Regions from separate parts of the Mus musculus genome. Here region 1 is linked to region 2. A link is a loop called in an ENCODE intact Hi-C map of the cell type or tissue named here. Cell type or tissue: heart. All regions are shown on one strand. Links, peaks and the distances in the headings refer to the core of each region. The heading gives the core; the rest is flanking DNA. Region 1 holds the start of 4931406H21Rik (RIKEN cDNA 4931406H21 gene). Region 2 holds the start of Ppif (peptidylprolyl isomerase F (cyclophilin F)).

Region 1 (8,426 bases), core at 219-8,218, 100 kb before region 2:
AGGAAAGATGCCCAGGTGGTACTTGACATGGTGGACACCAGCACATGCCACTTTCCAGCCGTCGTTCTCCGTGTGTCTGTCTGCAACACATCTCCTGACCCCTCCTTTCCGCCCAAAATGCACATCACTCCCCCTTAGCTCTGTGGATAAGTGGGTCCATGACCAGATGTAACCTGCCCTTCTGGTGCACATGGCTTTCCTAAGTCTCCCAAGAGGCCTTGGTCCTGGCACTCTGTGCTCAGAGACTATGGCACCCCAGCTGCTCCCCCCCCCCCCCCCCGTCTGCCCCATTTGCCTAGGCTCCACTTTGTCTAGTTGCCTGTGCAGTGTTGCTGTCCTTCCTCCCTGAGGGCCTCTGCTGACTGTCCCTTCCTCATTATTCTTGGCCATATCTATCTTCCTTGACTTTCTGTGACTTTCCGAGTTTCCTTGCTCTCAGACTTTAACCCCACACTGGGTACATGTGGCTCTACATGTGTATGGCTGTGCATGCATGTGTGTCTTTATGTGAAGTATGTGCGTCTCGTGGCTGTGGATCGTGCCTGTGTGCATTGTGAGTGTCGAGTGCTATAAGTATCGTGCATGTGTGCATTGTGAGTGTGGAGTGCTATAAGTGTGTTCAAGGCCATCTCCCTGTGTATTCATGCCTGGTATTTCTGGCTGTGTGGGTATGTACATGGTCTGTGTGTGGCTGTATGTCATGCATGTGTACATTGTATTATGTGTGTATTTATGTACATATGTATGTAATGTGTATATGTATGTATATATGTGTGTTTGCATGATCATATATGTTCATGCCTGGTATGTCTGACTGTATGGGTATGTGTGTACAAGGTCTGCATCTCTGTGTGTGTGGCTGTATGTCATGCACATGCACATGTCTGTCTGTCTGTTTGCATACTCGTGTATGCTCATGCCTGGTATGTCTGACTGTTGAGTATGAACACATGTACCTGAGGAGTCCTGTGATGGTGGAGGGGTTTCAGTGCACAGAGACCTATAGGTGTTCACAGATGTGTGTGGGTTCTGGGGGTGGTGTATGACTGTTACGGAATGGCTGAGCAGTGTGTGCACGCGCAACTAGCTGCATCTATGGGCGCCTCTCCCACCCTTCTGCCTTCTGTCTCGCCTGTCAGGAGGCCAGGCTGGGGCCTGAGAAGGCCCTGCAATGAGATCATGTTGTGAGGGGAGATGCTTTGTCAAGAATGCTACCAAAGAGTTGGGCTGTGTGCGTGGTTGTGGCAGTGAGCAGGGTGGTGACGGTGAGCAGGCTCAGGCCTGGGGGCAGCACTGTATGGCACGAAAATGAGAGAGACAGAGACGGAATGCAGAGCTGAGCACAGCCCAGACACTACAGCAAGCCGCCCAGGCAGCCGCCTCCACGTGGGGCCCTCTGATGCCCAGCCCCCAACTCTTTGTTCTGCTGCAGCCTTTAGCCTCTGCGCGCACGGGAGCAGGAGCACGCATGCGCACATGCACTTGCATCCTCATCTTGAGGCTCCTGAGGGGCCGGCTGCACCCTCCCACACCCCCCACCCCTTCCTAGATAGAAGGTCACCTGCCCAGCCCCCAGCACCTGACACATCCCAGGCTCTCCTCCAAGGCTGTAGCAATGCCCATCAGCCCCCTCCACCACCGCATGCCAGCCCAGAGTAACTTGGCAGGCTGTACTGTAATGTCAGCCTCTTGGGCGCTCACTCAGTGGTTCAGCCTTCTGTTCAGCCTACATGGGAGCGAGAAACCAGGCAGTCGCCATGTCCGAGGGTCCCCAAGAGTTGCCTGCATGCCTCCGCTGGTGTCTATGCTTGAATAGATCTATGTAGCCTCAGCTGACCCTCTGAGCAGCCAGCACATGTTGAAATAGCAGAATAGAGAATGTCAGAGCCCAGAAGGTAAGCAGCCCAGGGACCAAAGGAAAGGAAGATGCGCCCCAAGCTATCCATAATGGGGCTGGGGCACAGGTGGGGGTGCCAGCTGCTTTTTTTTTTTTTTTTGTCTTCTTTTTTCTCCCTGGCATAGCCAATGCTTGGATGCTTGGGTGGTTTAAAGGGACTATTGGTAGAATAGGCACCCAGCTACTGTGGGAGGCATCAAGAATACCCAGGCCATCCTGACAGGCACCAGCAAGCTTTTGGAGAAGGGACCACAGGAGGCAGAGGAATGATTCAAGTGGGGACAGGCAGAGGGTGTTTGCCAATCTTAACACAGCCAGGCTGCCCAGAGCTGGCTGTGGACGTGGGACTGCTGTGTGGTTTTAGGACATGCCTGTTAGTTATGTGCACTTACTTGCTCTTCGTGGAGTAGCACCATCACGCAGATGTTCTGCATCCTTTGAATGGAAACCTTGGGTCTGCATCCCCAAGATGGGTAAAGTCTACTGGGTTCTCTGACCTCTGACCTCTGTTCTAAGCACACCTTCCAGTACAGCAGCCCAGGTCCCAGAACGGGAGTGGAAATAATGTCGCTTGCTGGCTTTAAGTCCCCAGATGCATGCCTGCTCTGTTTCCCTAATGAGTCATGTGCCTGTCAGATGTCAGCTGGTCTTAGTGGAGACACTGAGACATGCCTTGCCTCTCTCTGCCTGTGATCTGTGGAAGAGGCTCTTAAGAGATACTGGGTCTCACTCTAGAGCTCTCAGTTCAGGGATAGGGGCTGGAATGGGGCCTTCTACGGCACTAGTGTGGCAGCCCCGTAGTTAATTTGTCGTGGGGCTGGGATGGGACAAAGGCACCCAAAACCAGTCAGGTCATTTCAACTTCTACCAGCCAGGGCTCTTTACACCAGGGAAGGCCGGTCATATACCAGTGTCCCATTGCTGTGGAAACAAGATTTTTTTTTGCACTCACCGAGCTGCATGGTGACTCTGAGACACCTCCGTGGTGGACAGCACTTCTGGTCTCTCATAGTGTCGTGGCTGCTATCTCTACCTTCACCCTCCCCCATAGCCTTTCTCCACCCTCTCTGCCTCTGCCCACCCCAACAGAGCATTCAGCTGCCTTCCCTTCAGCATGGAGGACAAATAGCCCCATTCAGGGGCACCCGCCAGAGCTGTCTCTCTAAGACAAAGCTGTGTGCAGCTCCCCGTGAAAAACGGCTCTTGGCTGCCCAGCGAGCAGGCAGGATTGGTGGGTGCAGATTGCAGGGGATTTGTTAGTGGCTGCCAGTTCCCCCAGAGATAGCAGGAAGGCAAGGCCTTGTCCTTGAAACACCAGCCTGCCTGGCAGGCTGGGGCACCTTCTCAAGGCCAGGGACAGACTTCCTCCTGGACACCATCCCCACCCCCACCCCCATGTGAACTCTGCAGAGCTGGGCTGTGGGGGAGGGCTTGGCTTCCTTCCTTCTGCCGGGCCTTCGCCCCTCCCAGGCCAGATCCCATGGAAATGGCTCTGGATTTTACTGCCAGCCTGTGGGAACTGACTAACCATCAGATATGTGTTGTGGCCAAAACCTGTGTTCTCTGTGCCATGGGAGAGGTCACTGGGGCTCTGTTGTTAGCACACCCATTTACAGAGGAGGAAATCGAGGCTCTGAGAGGGACAGACAGACTCCAGCCCTATAGTTCTCAGTGCTAGTGACAGAATTTGCTTGAAAGCGAGTCCAGTTTGGGCCCCAGGAAGCTATCCCTCCTCCTGAGTGACCCAGGAAGACTGGGGCAATGACCCTGGTTCCCCCAACTCCCATCTCGCTGAGGGCTGTGCCATGGGCTCCTGTAACCTTGCTCTGCTCTTCAACAAAGAGGACCAGTGGGAGGAAACTTGTGGGCCCAGCATTCCCAGGCTAAGGAACTGGGGGGAGGGCAGTTGGATGATCCCCAGGGTATTAAAACCTCACTTTGGAGAAGAGGCAGAGCTGTGTTAGAAAGCAGGCAGATGTGGGAAGAGCATTGCACTCAGGGAAAGGGCTGAGTTTCTCCATGGCCACAGTGGCCACTAAAAACAAGGGCCATGTGGGAATGCCTGGGATGTCGTCAGGTTAACCTTTTAAAAACACCAACCAGCTTACCAAGGAAGAGCATACCGAATGGCCGTCCAACACTAAGTGGTCAGCCCTCAAAACATCTGTATAAGTAGCACTATATAGACTGAGCAGATTGTTTTTATTTATTTAGGAATGTGTGTGTGAGAGAGTGAGAGAGAGAGACAGAGACAGAGGTAGCAGAGACAGGGAGAAAGCATGTAAGTGTGTGTGTATGCGTGTGTGTGAAAGAGAGAGAGAGTTAGTTAGTTAGTTAGTTAGTTAGTTAGTTAGTTAGTTTTAGAGTTGTCAGGTACAGAAGCTGCCCTTGAGTACACTAGGCACAGAAAATAAGCACTGTCCCAAAATATTGACTTACAAGATCTATCAACTACAAAGGAGGTGGGTGTGTTCCCACCCTTCCCTCTATTCCTTCGGAGCTCATTGGAGTTGTTAGGGGTGTTCAGAACAGAAGCAACTCCTAGGCGGCTCAGCTGTTTCTCTATACAGGCAGCTTGCAATAGTGCCCCAAGAGCCAGAGGGGACAGGCCTCTTCTTGTCAGAAGGCCATTCTTCCTGCCTCTCACAGAATTAGCTCATCTCTCCCCGCCCTACGAGAGAGACTTGTGCAAGGCCAGGGCTGCCTGGGGCTCAGCCAGGTGTCTACTTTCTAAGCCCATCCAAACCAAGAGGCTGAAGGGGATAGGGAGGGGATGAGGGCATCCACCCACGGTAGGAGGTGTCTACATCTGCAGCTGTGACCCTACCAGATGATGCAGGGCTTGAGCTTTCTGCATAGAAGTCCAGGCACTGGCGCCTGCGAGTAGAGGGGAAGGGATCCAGGATGTGTGTGGTGGGGGAGGTCAAGGCTCCAGCTAAACTGTAGAGAAGTAGGAGCATGGGTGAGAGGGAGAGACCGCAGCGAAGTGTGGCTGTTAGGCATGGTATGTGCCATGGGCTCCTGGGGCTCAGCCTGCCTGCGGCTCTGTTACTCACCCCCTCACTCTCACCAGTGAGGAGCCACAGAAGAAGTACTTAGTCACCATCGCTTAGTCCCTTCTCCATCCTTACTTGAGGGCTGTCTGGGGTGAGGGATGGAGAGGATGGGCTAGCCTTCCAACACACAGGTAGCTCTGCCTAGGGGCAAAAGCCACGTGCTAGGTCAGTGTGTGCTGCGTGGCAGAGAGCAGATAAGGCGCTCACGGTGCCTAGCGTGGGACTGTCCCTGCCACAGTCCCCTGCAGCCTTCTCATCTCCTGGACAGGCTCCAGGCTAGACAAATTATGACTGCATACTGAGAGTTTTGCTTTATTCATTTGGCTTCTACACAGGGGGTTGTAAAAAAAGAACTAGATGCCACTGCCTAGAGAACTACTTATCCCAGTAGAGTAGCCACCCCTTGCCACATTCAGAAACTGTCAAGACGATGAAAGCCACTTCCTGAGTCTCCGTTGAACAATAGTTTTCTTGTGGGGGCCTGGAGCCCTGTGAGCCATCCTGTGGGTCATGACCTGTGGATGATGGACACTTATTCCATCCAGCCTCAAGTTCCCCCACCATCTAAGGCATCTGCACCATTTCACAGGTGCAAGAGGGAGGAAGAGTCAGGGGATGCTCGGTGCTGCTCAGCATGAAAAATACCAAACAGGAAAGACTGATGGGATTCCAGTGCCGGTCCCACTGAAAGCACAGGCTGAAGATGCAGAGAGAGAGACAGAGACACAGAGAGGGAGAGAGCACCCAAGCTATTGAGGTTTGAAATAAATGAATGCTTCTACTCTGTGGGTGACAGAAGGAGCACCACACCCACCACAGCTGTTTACCAGACTGCAGGTCCCACTCCAAGAATCCCCAAGGCAGGCTTGAAGGCAAAAACAAGTTCTCTGGGTATCAGGGACAGAAGTAAGACCAGAACTCCAGCCAGGCCATCTTTGCTTCTCTGCAGGATGTAAGGGGCCCAAGAAGCTAGAACATTGCTCTGAGAAAGCAGAACCAAAAGCACTGTCACCCTATGGGTGACTCCTTTCTATACCAGCCCCCAGCTTCCCAACACAAAGGTGTTCTCAGGACAGAGGTCCTGCCAAACAGCCCCCCTCTGATGTTCCCTGGTACCTCAAGGAGGTATAGCTTAATAAAGCCAACCACAGCCAATAGTGCTAAAAAGGAAGAACGGGTGAGAGGATCAAGTAAGCCAGGGCTTTGATCTTAAAGCAGGCTTTGCATTCTCACCGAGAGGAGGGATTCTCAGGGACTCCAGGACAGGAGGGAGAAATGGATCCAGGGCTTGCCAGGCAGTGAGCAAGTTAGTATGGGAACTTTTTCTCCGAGTGTTGCAAGCCGACAGTCTCGTAAATACCTTCTGGAAGAGACAGACAAGAATCAGCAGTTATTATCTATCTTGCCTGTTTAGATTTACAGCCAGGGTAGGTCAGGAAAGGGCATCTGGATTAGGAGAAAATCTAGTTTATATCCCCTTTCAGCCACAACACAGCAAACCTTAGATCAGTGGGCAGTTGCCATTCATCCCTTGTCCTGACCCCAGCGGTTCACACCCATTGCCTGGTGTAGGTGAGCCGGTTGCAGTTGAGAAAGGTTAACTAATGTGAGACAGATCTGTGACTCAAGCAAGAATATCTGTTGGGTGTGGTGGTGAATACTTGTAATCCCAGCCTTTGGGATGCTAATGCAGGAAGGTCAGGAGTTCAAGGCCAGTCTCAGCAAAGTAAATACTTGATGAGGCCAGCCAGGGTTGGCCGGGGTTGTATGAAACCTTGTCTTAAAAAGGAGGGAGATTGGGGCTGGAGAGATGGCTCAGCGGTTAAGAACACTGACTGCTCTTCTGAAGGTCATGAGTTCAATTCCCAGCAACCATATGGTGGCTCACAACCATCCGTAACAAGATCTGGCGCCTTCTTCTGGAGTGTCTGAGGACAGCTACAGTGTACTTACATATAATAAATAAATAAATCTTTAAAAAAAAAAAAAAGAGGGAGGTTTAGGAGATGGCTCTGAAGTATCACTTGCTAAGAGAAAATGAAAACCTGAGTTCTAATTCCCAGCAGCCACATACAGATGAGCAGAGCAACACTTGTCTGTAATCCAAGTGTTCCTGGTACAAGATGGGAGATCAAGACAAGAGTAACCTGGAAGCTTTTGATATTGCAGTTTCTCAAATGAGGTGAAAGGCAAAGAGCACCATTTAAGAATGTTCTCTGACCTCCACGTGTGTGCTATAACATGCATATTATGGTTACACACATATAACCACACATATTATAAAGAAAGAGAGACAGAGACAGAGAGATTTTTAAAAAACAAAACAAACATGGTGGCAGACACGTTTAATCCCAGCACTCAGGAGGCAGAGGCAGGCAGATCCATGAGACCAGCCTGGTCTACACAGTGAGTTCCAGGACAGCCAGATCTACATAGTGACACCCTGTTGAGAAGAACCAAAAACAAAACAAATCCATAACCCTGCTCTCAGGAGGCAGAAGCAAATCTCTGTGAGTTTGAGACCAGCTTGATCTGTGAAGAGAGTTTCAGGTCAGCAGGGCTAAATAGTAAGATCCGACAGACAGACAGACAGACAGACAGACAGACAGACAGACACTCAGGTCTGGAAGCGAGGGAGCGGACAGTGGTTATAAGGCATGATGACTGAGTGGATAAAGGTACCTGTCACTAAGCCTAGCAGCCTGAGTTCCATCCCTAGAGCCGACATGGTACATGGAGAAAACCAACTGCTGCATGTCGTCCTCTGACCCCCACATGTATGTGTGTACACACCCTCACATAGACACAAAGAAATACCATAAATGTAAAGAACAAGGAATATGGGCCAGCTGGAGGATAACAAGTTCAAGGCCAACCTGGGCTACACAAACAAACAAATAATAAACAATAAATAATAAAAAATGCTAATGACTCAAGCTATCCAGGTGGCCTGCACTTTGTCTCTGACACCTTCCCATCTTTGGGGTCCTTTGATACTCAGGGTGAGGCACAGAGAGTCTGGGCTGGCCCTAATTGACGTCAAGAACTCTAACAATCACTAAACTAGTGCAGAGAGAAGAGAAACAGTTAAACGTGCAGACTCAGAAGCAGTCCGTCTGGCTCTGAATGCCACGCAGCCCCCTACTTACTAGCTGTGTAACCTTGGAAAAGTCACCAACCTTTGTGTGTATTTGAGGTCACAGGTTTTGAGCTGATCAGTCTGCACAGGATGCTTAGAACAAAGCCTTATTGTCTGGTGATGGCTATGTGTTAGCAAATTTACCCAGCACGCTGAAATCCAGTCTCCTGGGGTACCTAGTATCCTTAGGGGGAACACAAAGCTGGGGGCTGAAGAGCAAAGGACCTGTTTGCATCGGTTGCAAGTTAATGCTAGCTTCACCCATCTGGAGGTCAGGGGGACTAAATACCAGGCATAAGAGTGGGCACTTCCTATGACACCAAGTCCAGAGAGG
Region 2 (8,426 bases), core at 370-8,369:
GCATGTATGTGCATGTGCATGTGTGTAAGAGAAAGACAGAAGAGAAGGATGCTCTCAAAGAGGAGACACAAGTTCAGAGAAGAAATCACAGATCCACAGGTGGTCTTGGGGACTCCTTTTCCATTGGCTGAGTTCTGTTCATTACAATCAGGTGATTAGATAAGGACCATCCTCACAGAGACAAGTGTGTATCTCCCACAGATTATCTGGAGCAGTTTACAGACCACCTGCCTCCACGAGGGTAGGGGTGGGAAGAACGACTTTTTTTTCAGTACAACTTTCTTTTATACAATGGATAGAGCTCTGGGTAGCTGAGCCAAAGCTGGCTCCTATGTAGTCTCTTCTAGCTCCAACATAGAGCTCCCGATGTATCCTCCATGAAATGAGCATGCAGCCCAGGCCAGCTGGCCTTACTGCCTGTGGGTGAATAAGGCTGAATTCTACACTTGCATGTGCAGAGCCTTAAACTTTGATGTGCAAGGTGGGCTGAGGCTGGACTTCAGACGCCCCTAAGGGAGCCATGGGCGAAAGGAGCAAAAATCTATGGTAAAACCACGAAGAATCACACCTAAGGTCACAGTGTCTGCCTTCAGATCCACTCTTCCATCCAGACATGGTGGGACACCCTATGATCCTAGTGCTCAGGGACAGGAGGATCACACATTTGAGCTGGAGTAGGTTATATAGTGTGATGAGACTTTCTCAAAAAACAAAGAAACCACTGATAACAACAAAACCTTCACCTCCCTGATTCTTCTGTCAGTCTGGACAGGAAGGTATTCATTCATTCATTCATTCATTCATTCATACACTCACTCACTCATTCACTCATTCATTCATTCATAGAGCCCCTGTTCTATTCAAGTTCCATTCTATGTAACAAAAGCAATCCTCTGAAAAAGATACAACCAACTCCTCTACACAGGTGCAGAAACTGAGGCTCAAAGAAGCCAAAACAAACAAAACACCTTTGTGGATTTAAACAGCCTTCAGGATGAAGCCACACCCTGTGCCTATTTAGGGCACCCATTGTCGCTCCAGTGCTTCCTGCACTGCCTCTCTAGACAATCCCAGTCTATATGATAGCCACAGTACTCACACACCCTCATGCATCACACTGCCCAGCACCTGCCTATGGATATGTGGTGGATATGTAGATATGTGGTAGATATGTGAATATGTGGTGAATATGTGGTGGGTATGTAGATATGTGGTGGATATGTGGAGAATATGTGGTGGATATAGGATGGGTATGTGGTAGAAATGTGGTGGCTATGTAGTGGATATACAGATATGTGGTGGATATGTAGATATGTGGAGGATATGTGGAGAATAGTGGTAGATATGTGGTGGATATGTTTCCATGGCTCTTATTTCATCTTATATTAAAATTAATTCCCAAGCTGAATGAGGAGGCAAACACCTGAAATCCCTGTACTTGGGAGGCACAGGCAGGAGAATTTATGTACATTCAAGGTCAACCTGATATATTTAGTGAGCTATAGGCCATTCAGGGCTATACAGCAAGACCCCTGTCTCAAGCAACCAAAGAAGAAGAAAACAAAACAAAACAAAACAAAACAAAGATAGAAAAGAAAAAGAGAGAGAAGAAATAGTTTCCACTGTGGCTCAGTTGGTATAGTGCTTCACGGGCACTCGCAAGCCCTGAGCTTCAATCCCCAACAGCATTTAAACCAGATGTGCGGTGCACATATGTAATCCCAGCATTCATCAGGGAGACAGGAGAGTCAGAAATTCAAATCATCATTGATTAAACAGCATGATTGAAGTTAGCCTGGGCTACATGAAACCCTGATTTATAAGAGGGGTTCTGGAGAGATGCATCGAGAGAACTTGCTGTTCTTCTAGAGGACCCAAGTTCAGTTTTTAGCACCCAAATTAGGTCGCTTACAGTTGTCCAGGGGATCTGATGTCCTCTTCTGGCCACTATGGGCACCTTCATGTGTGCATACCCATACAGAGATACACGTATACATATACATTTTTTAAAGAATTTTTATCATTGTTGTTCCTAAGGTTTATTTCTTTTGTTTTTTTTTTATTTTATGTATATGAGTACACACTGTAGTTGTACAGATGGTTGTGAGCCTTCATGTGATTGTTGGGAATTGAACTTAGGACCTCTGCTTGCTCTAGCCAACCCCACTTGCTCCGGCCAAAGATTTATTTATTAGAATAAGTTCACTGTAGCTGTCTTCAAACGCACCAGAAGACAGCTACAGTGAACTTATTCTAATCAGATCTCATTATGGGTGGTTGTGAGCCACCATGTGGTTGCTGGGATTTGAACTCAGTACCTTTGGAAGAGCAGTCGTGCTCTTACCCACTGAACCATCTCACCAGCCCCTACATTCTTAAATTGTTGGAAACTTCAAGTGTTCTGCTCTTCTGTGAGGGCCTAGCTGACTGCTCCCATGGTCCCACCTCTGGAGGGGAAGCATGCCTCAGCCACTCAGACAGCATTTATTTTCTACCCACTTCTGGTCTTTGCCAGCTTGCATTACTCCTGGCTCCCATGGGCACCTGAGTTTGCAACCCCAGGACACAAGTTTGATCCCAATCTCTCCTGACTGCTTCTTGGTGCTATGAGGTCCAAGCAAGTTGTCCCAGGGTCCTAGGGGACATCAACTGTCAGTACTCGTGAATAAGAAGCCACCTGAACATTTGGGGAGAAATCAGCAGCTGGGGAACCAGCAGAGTATGTAGTCTCATCTGGGCCCAGTGTCTTCAGGGCCGGGCATATGCTTAGCTGTACACAGCTTAGCTTGAGGACTGCCTCTCCAGAGACCAACTGAGGACAGGGCAGGGGAAGAACGACGTCAGAATCCAGCCCGTGGTGAAGATGGAATCAGTCTCTGGCTCACACAAGGGGCGTGCTAATGTGTTTGCCAAAGAGCTGGAAGAAGTAACATGAGGGAAGGCAGGTAGACAAGGGAGCACTGTACCGTCTTTGACTCCCCAGTGCTACCCATGACATCGGGCCTCAGCCTGGCCGTTAGAGACCTCTGTGATGGTCCTCTCCTGGCGTTTTTCCGTTTTTGTTTAAGATCACAGCCTTTCCTCAAGGATGCCCTGACTAAGCCCAGCCAGGGCTGTTGTAGGCTCATCCTTCGCTCTTGGGATAACCTCTTCACAACCTTGTGTCCCTGTTGTACCCAGGAGTGGTCACGTCCAGGCTTATTTTCCGAGATGGAAGTCACCTCCCCTGTCTCCTGGGCTCCTAGTTACGGTATTTTCTGTTTTCCTACACTGTCCTCCAAGGCTTTTCTCCTGCCCTTTCCCAGTCTAGATCCATGATGACTGTCAGGAGGGTCTGGCAAGCAGTAACAGTGACCGTGAAGTCAGACAGGTTGGTCTCAGCCAAACACACTCCCTTTGACAAGTCACTGCCACAGTGTGGGGGGTGGGAAAGAGAGCTGCTTCTTGGGCCACATGCTAAGCCATGAGGAAGGTCTGAGGCTGGGAAGGAGTCTTGTGAATGAAGGCTCCTTCTCTTCTGGGGTGGGATCTGCATACTTTAACACAGCAGGAGCTCCATCCTCACCTCTGCAGGCTCAGGACAACAAGTTTCCACAGCTCCAATTTGAGGTATGTTAGACCAATAGGAGTCAAGACCTACAGGAGTCGATGGGCTACAGAAAGCCTGGGACTTGTGGATGCTTCCTAGCAGGGCATGTGTGGTGGTTCCTCTCCACTCCCTTCCAGTCTAAGTGTGCACTGCTGTTGCATAGATTTTAGAAAATGTGCCAATGGCTCAGGCAGAGCGGAGGGCAAGTGAGTTCCCCTTGCAGGCAGCTCCCTTTGATACACACTGACAAGAAAAGACGGGGCCCTATGTGGGGTTGGGTGAGACCCACCCTAGACTAGGGACTGGTATACAACCCATCAAGGCCAGTAGCACAAAGCAGAGAGCTGTGGACCATCACAAGAGGGTTCAGGCTGCCATGTGTGAGGCGGGGAGCATGCCCTGATTTCATAGACTACTTGGACCAGCATGGCTTCTCCACACACACACACCCCCCAACTGAATCTTGGGTGGGACAGGCCAGGCTCCCCGGCTCCTAAGGCTCTCAGCTCCTTTCCTGCTCCCGCCTCTCAGGACCTTGGGACCTTGCACTGGAGATTCCCCGCTATGCTCTGAGCACACAGTCTAGGCTATGCCCATCGCTGTTGAACACAGAACAGCATTTAACAGTTAACAAATGCTTCTCTCTCTTGTTTGTTTATCCTCAGAACAGGTATGAGTAGAAAGCAGGGTAATTTCTCATCGCTTCCTTGGTTGCAGGACTGGCTGAATCCAGCAGTAGGGAACCAGGGTTTTCTAGCCCTAGTTAGAGCCTTTTTCTCTTTCTGAGCCTCAGTTTCCTAACTGTGTTGGCTCACATGCTCTCGCTGGCTGGCATTCATTTGATTCCCAGGCTGGTGCTGTGCCCAGTGCACCAGGGTTTAAAGTCCTGCCTGTGGCTCTTCTGCAGGCTCCTTTCCTTTTATATCACACACTGCCAACTTCCTGGCATCCCTAGAGAATGGTTGCTTAGGAAGTTACCTGCAGGTGTGGTGCAGTTGGCAAGGAAGTTTATTCCAGGTGAATGTAAATCTAGGGGGCATTCCAGGGGGTGTAAATCTAGCCCCGCACTCTGCTGGCCTGGCTGGAGGTGGTGGGAACAGACAAGGGCTGTCAGAGTGGGCTGGGACTGAGGCCTGGCAGATGCACTATTGGTTCGGCAAACTGTATTTTCAGTCCTGGCGGAGGATCTGGTCTCTAGAAGCAAAAGGAGACAAACTCAGCCCTGGAGCCGGCAGCCTGAGGTCACCTTGTGGGTGTCTTAGACTGTATCTCTGCTTCTCTGTTCTTTCTGTTATCTCTCCCTTTCTGAGCCACCTCAGATTCCCCCACCTACACCCCCCCACGTCTTTCTGAATCTCAGGATCAACCTTTCTCTTGATCTAGAAGCACTTTCAAAGGACTTCCGGCTCAGTGTGTAGGGATGGAGGGCGGGGCACAACGCACGAGCCGATTACGCTGCCAGCGGCAACCGGCAGGGGACGCTAGCGAACAGGTTCCGAGGGGGCGCGGCGGAGGCGTGGAGGGGGGCGTGGTCTCGAAGCCAGCCGACCAATAAAGGCGGCGGCGCGCGGCCTAGGTATCGCTTCCTGGGTCGTACGACCTTGCCTGTGTCTGCTCTGAGTTCTTCCGCGCGCCCTCGCCCGACCCGCGACAGCGATGCTAGCGCTGCGTTGCGGCCCCCGCCTGCTCGGTCTGCTCTCCGGCCCGCGCTCCGCGCCGCTGCTCCTCTCCGCGACCCGTACCTGCAGCGACGGCGGAGCCCGCGGCGCGAACTCTTCCTCCGGGAACCCGCTCGTGTACTTGGACGTGGGCGCCGATGGACAGCCGCTCGGCCGCGTGGTGCTGGAGGTGAGGCTTGGACATTTGGAAAACCTGGACTTCCCGGGCCCTGTACTGTGCCTGGCACATCAGGTGACCTTGAGCCTCAGTTTCCCTCTCTCAGAAGAGGCGGCATCAGCTTGGTCCGTTCGGGGCTTTTCAAAACCCTGGGGGGTGTGGAGGAAAAGGTCAAGGTCAGATCGTACTGAGTGACAGCCCACTGACCGGCCTGGACCGACGTTGGGCTTCCTAGACCCTCTGCGTCCGAGGTTGGACCCAGAGCTCTGGGGTGGGTAGCTGAGGTCCAGGTGTTGCCAGGTGCTCACGTGGTGGCCTGAGCGCACTCCGGATCCGCCCCCAAGGCCTGGTTGCCTAAGAGGAGACACAGGGAATGCAAGTGAGAAGGTTCTGGCTGCCCAAGCCCTCTCCATTCCCTGAGATTTGACCCTTAAAAAGAAAAGTAGGAAACAGACACCAAGGTTATCAGGAGGCCATCCCAGGAGCCTTTAGGCTGTTCTGCTTTGAACAAAGGTACCAGTTAGACTGCCGATCTACTGGGGGAGGGGAGCTGGCATTTTTTATTATGCCTCATTTTCCTCGTTTGGAAAATGAGGAGTACCTCCCCAACTCTGTTTGGTGAAGAGGGATTCTTAAGAGAAGTTGAGAGGCATGAGGCAGGCTTGGATGACGGTCCCCTCCTTCCCTTCTGTGAGCCTCAGTTTCCCCCAGCACTGAGGAAGGTCAGCTAATTCTAATGTGATACTTACTCTTGGTCCAGGGACTCATGCCGAGGGCCTCCAGCTGACATTTCTGTCCCGGAAGTGGGCCAGGATGGCACTAGTTTCTTCGGATAAGAAACTAAGGCTGTCTCAAGCAAGCTTTGGTTGGGTTCAGGAAGCAGCTGGCAGAAACGATAGTGGCTTTGGCAGTTCCGAGGAGGGTTGGTGGTCATGGAAGGGAATGGCCCTGTTCTTCTTTGTCATGATGCCCTGGCCTCTGGGTGTGAATGGTGAGGGGGATCTTTTTTGCACCTGCTTCTGGACTGACCATCCTTTTCTGTTCCTTTTCCTTCACCATAGTTAAAGGCAGATGTCGTGCCAAAGACTGCAGGTAAGGCTTACGTGGAAAGTGAGCCCGGCAAGGCTGGTGGGCTTGGCATGGAGTTAGGACTTAGATTATGACCATATGGGAGTCTCAACCTAAGCACAGCTGATGAGTACCCTGAGGCAGCCTTTTGTCCCTCTCTGGACCTTGTTGTCAACTCTGCTAACCAGTCTGAAAGTAGCTAGACATCTCAGAACCAGGGGAAGGCCCATGTAAGCTCTCATTGATAGCTTCCTCCCACTTCTCCATGACAGCACAGGGCAGGGTTAGGTAAAGTGTTTGGGCTCTTTGCTTTGTTATCCCAGCTGGCGCAGCTTAGAGCTTGGATTCTAGTCACAGCGCTTCACACTGGCTCAAGACAGAAAAGTGATCAGGAATGGACTCAGGAAGAGGGGCAGGGCCTTTCCACAGGTAGCTCACCTGGGGGATCGGCAGGGAAGATTGCCTGCCCCTAACCTGCCTGCCTCTCTCTCTCTCTCTCTCTCTCTCTCTCTCTCTTTCTTCAGAGAACTTCAGAGCCCTATGCACTGGTGAGAAGGGCTTTGGCTACAAAGGCTCCACCTTCCACAGGGTGATCCCAGCCTTCATGTGCCAGGTAACAGGAACATGGCCTCTGCTGTGAGTGGAACCGGCAGTGTAAATGTCCAGGGAGTAATTGGGCTCACTGGTGGGTGAGCTGGGCCCTGGTGCAGGGAGGGGACACAGCACAGGGCTGCTGGTGGGGATGAACCTTGAGGCTGTGAAGGGCCATCGGAGTTAGACTGCCTCTAATCTTGGTATTCCATGTGCCCTTGAGCACTGGGCATGGGAAAAGAGACAGGGCGGGGATAAGATGGCTAAATCATCATTACACATGCTGGGACTTGGAGGTGCCTTCCCAGTATTGCTGCATCAGGTTTCAGGCTAGGTGTTGGCAGCAAAACCCTCATGGGCAGACTCGAGGTTGGAGGTTGAGGAGAGCTTGAGGCAGGCATGGATGTCTTGGCCTCTCTGAAGTCCTCTCTGCCTGTTCTCTCCACTGGAGCCAAGCAGCAGTGGGTTGGAGCTGTGCCTACTGTCACTCTACAGTGCTTTGGTTACACATTGGTTGTGACAAAGTGAAGGAGAGGTAGGCGGAGCTGTGGCTGTGGCATAGAAGTGTTCCTATACTCTTCTGGGCAAGAATTGCAGGGAGGTCCTTCCTAGGCTGTCTGGACTGTAAAAGTTAGGACTTTCTTAAGCCCACCCTTGCTCTGATTAATGACACAGAGACCTTTATATTTATTAAAGGCTTCAGGCAGTATAACTGGGCAGAATCTGAGCTATTCTAACACAATAATACTGGCCTTAAACTACTTCCTAGCCACGTGGCTCGTTACCTGCCATTTTAGTCTCACCCTGGCACCTCCTTCATCATTCATGTCCCAATGGCAACTCCCCTTCTCCCCTCTGAGACCCTCTCCCTCTCTCTGGCCATCAAGTCCCGCCTTTTCTTCTGCTGAGCTACAGGCTGTTCAGCTCTTTATTTTAGTGATCGAGTACAGTGTTTTACAAAATACTGAGTCAGATGTGTCATGATAATGACAATACCAAAATCCAGACGGCAACCAGAATCTGAATACAGAAATCAGCGATTGAGTACACAGTGCACAAAAATGTCCTCCGACACTGAGCAGGCTCTGAGAAAAGCACCTACCCCCATGGAGCATGTGTCTACAAAGCTGTTGGGCTTTGGGAGGGTGATGCTGGAGCATAGAAGAGGATTCGGGCGGGGAACTGGTTGTCTCCTACTGCCTGGCTCTGAGAACAGGACCCCTGGTCACCTGCTTGTGGTCCTCTTAGGAATTGTGGGTTGAGAATCTGAATAGCTCAGGCACGTTTCTTGAGGTTTACAGAAAAAAACTAGCTCAGACAGGATACTTTTTGTTCAGAAACC

Evidence for each region. A loop is a pair of places that touch in the nucleus more often than their neighbours do. Peaks named below come from ENCODE experiments on the same cell type or tissue, not always from the same donor. Only the 100,000 strongest peaks of a DNase experiment are listed, where the experiment ranks them.
Region 1: it touches region 2 in a loop (2.2-fold over the local background); 3 of 42 quality-filtered maps call a loop at or near these places.

The regions. Positions count from the first base shown.
Region 1 is chr14:25,584,548-25,592,973 of GRCm38, forward strand. The region is part of intron 6 of Zmiz1 (zinc finger, MIZ-type containing 1); the gene reads left to right. Gm32497 (a long non-coding RNA gene) reads right to left here. Exons shown (of 4, transcript XR_003951081.1): 2 at 6,187-6,316; 3 at 5,781-5,935; 4 at 1-5,468. It overlaps 4931406H21Rik (RIKEN cDNA 4931406H21 gene), which reads left to right and starts at 2,257. Exons shown (of 1, transcript NR_033492.1): 1 at 2,257-6,114. RefSeq lists an enhancer at 615-3,909. In heart, for the core only: no CTCF peak of the experiment used is centred there; DNase peaks (open chromatin) are centred at 1,604, 2,484, 3,314, 4,654 and 1 weaker place; H3K4me3 peaks cover 1,688 bases; H3K27ac peaks cover 5,691 bases.
Region 2 is chr14:25,688,987-25,697,412 of GRCm38, forward strand. Ppif (peptidylprolyl isomerase F (cyclophilin F)) reads left to right here and starts at 5,184. Exons shown (of 6, transcript NM_134084.1): 1 at 5,184-5,437; 2 at 6,487-6,517; 3 at 7,018-7,106. The coding sequence starts at 5,246. Ppifos (peptidylprolyl isomerase F, opposite strand) reads right to left here. Exons shown (of 3, transcript NR_028021.1): 3 at 7,370-8,426. In heart, for the core only: a CTCF peak has its summit at 5,069; DNase peaks (open chromatin) are centred at 4,028, 5,125 and 7,529; H3K4me3 peaks cover 2,441 bases; H3K27ac peaks cover 2,372 bases.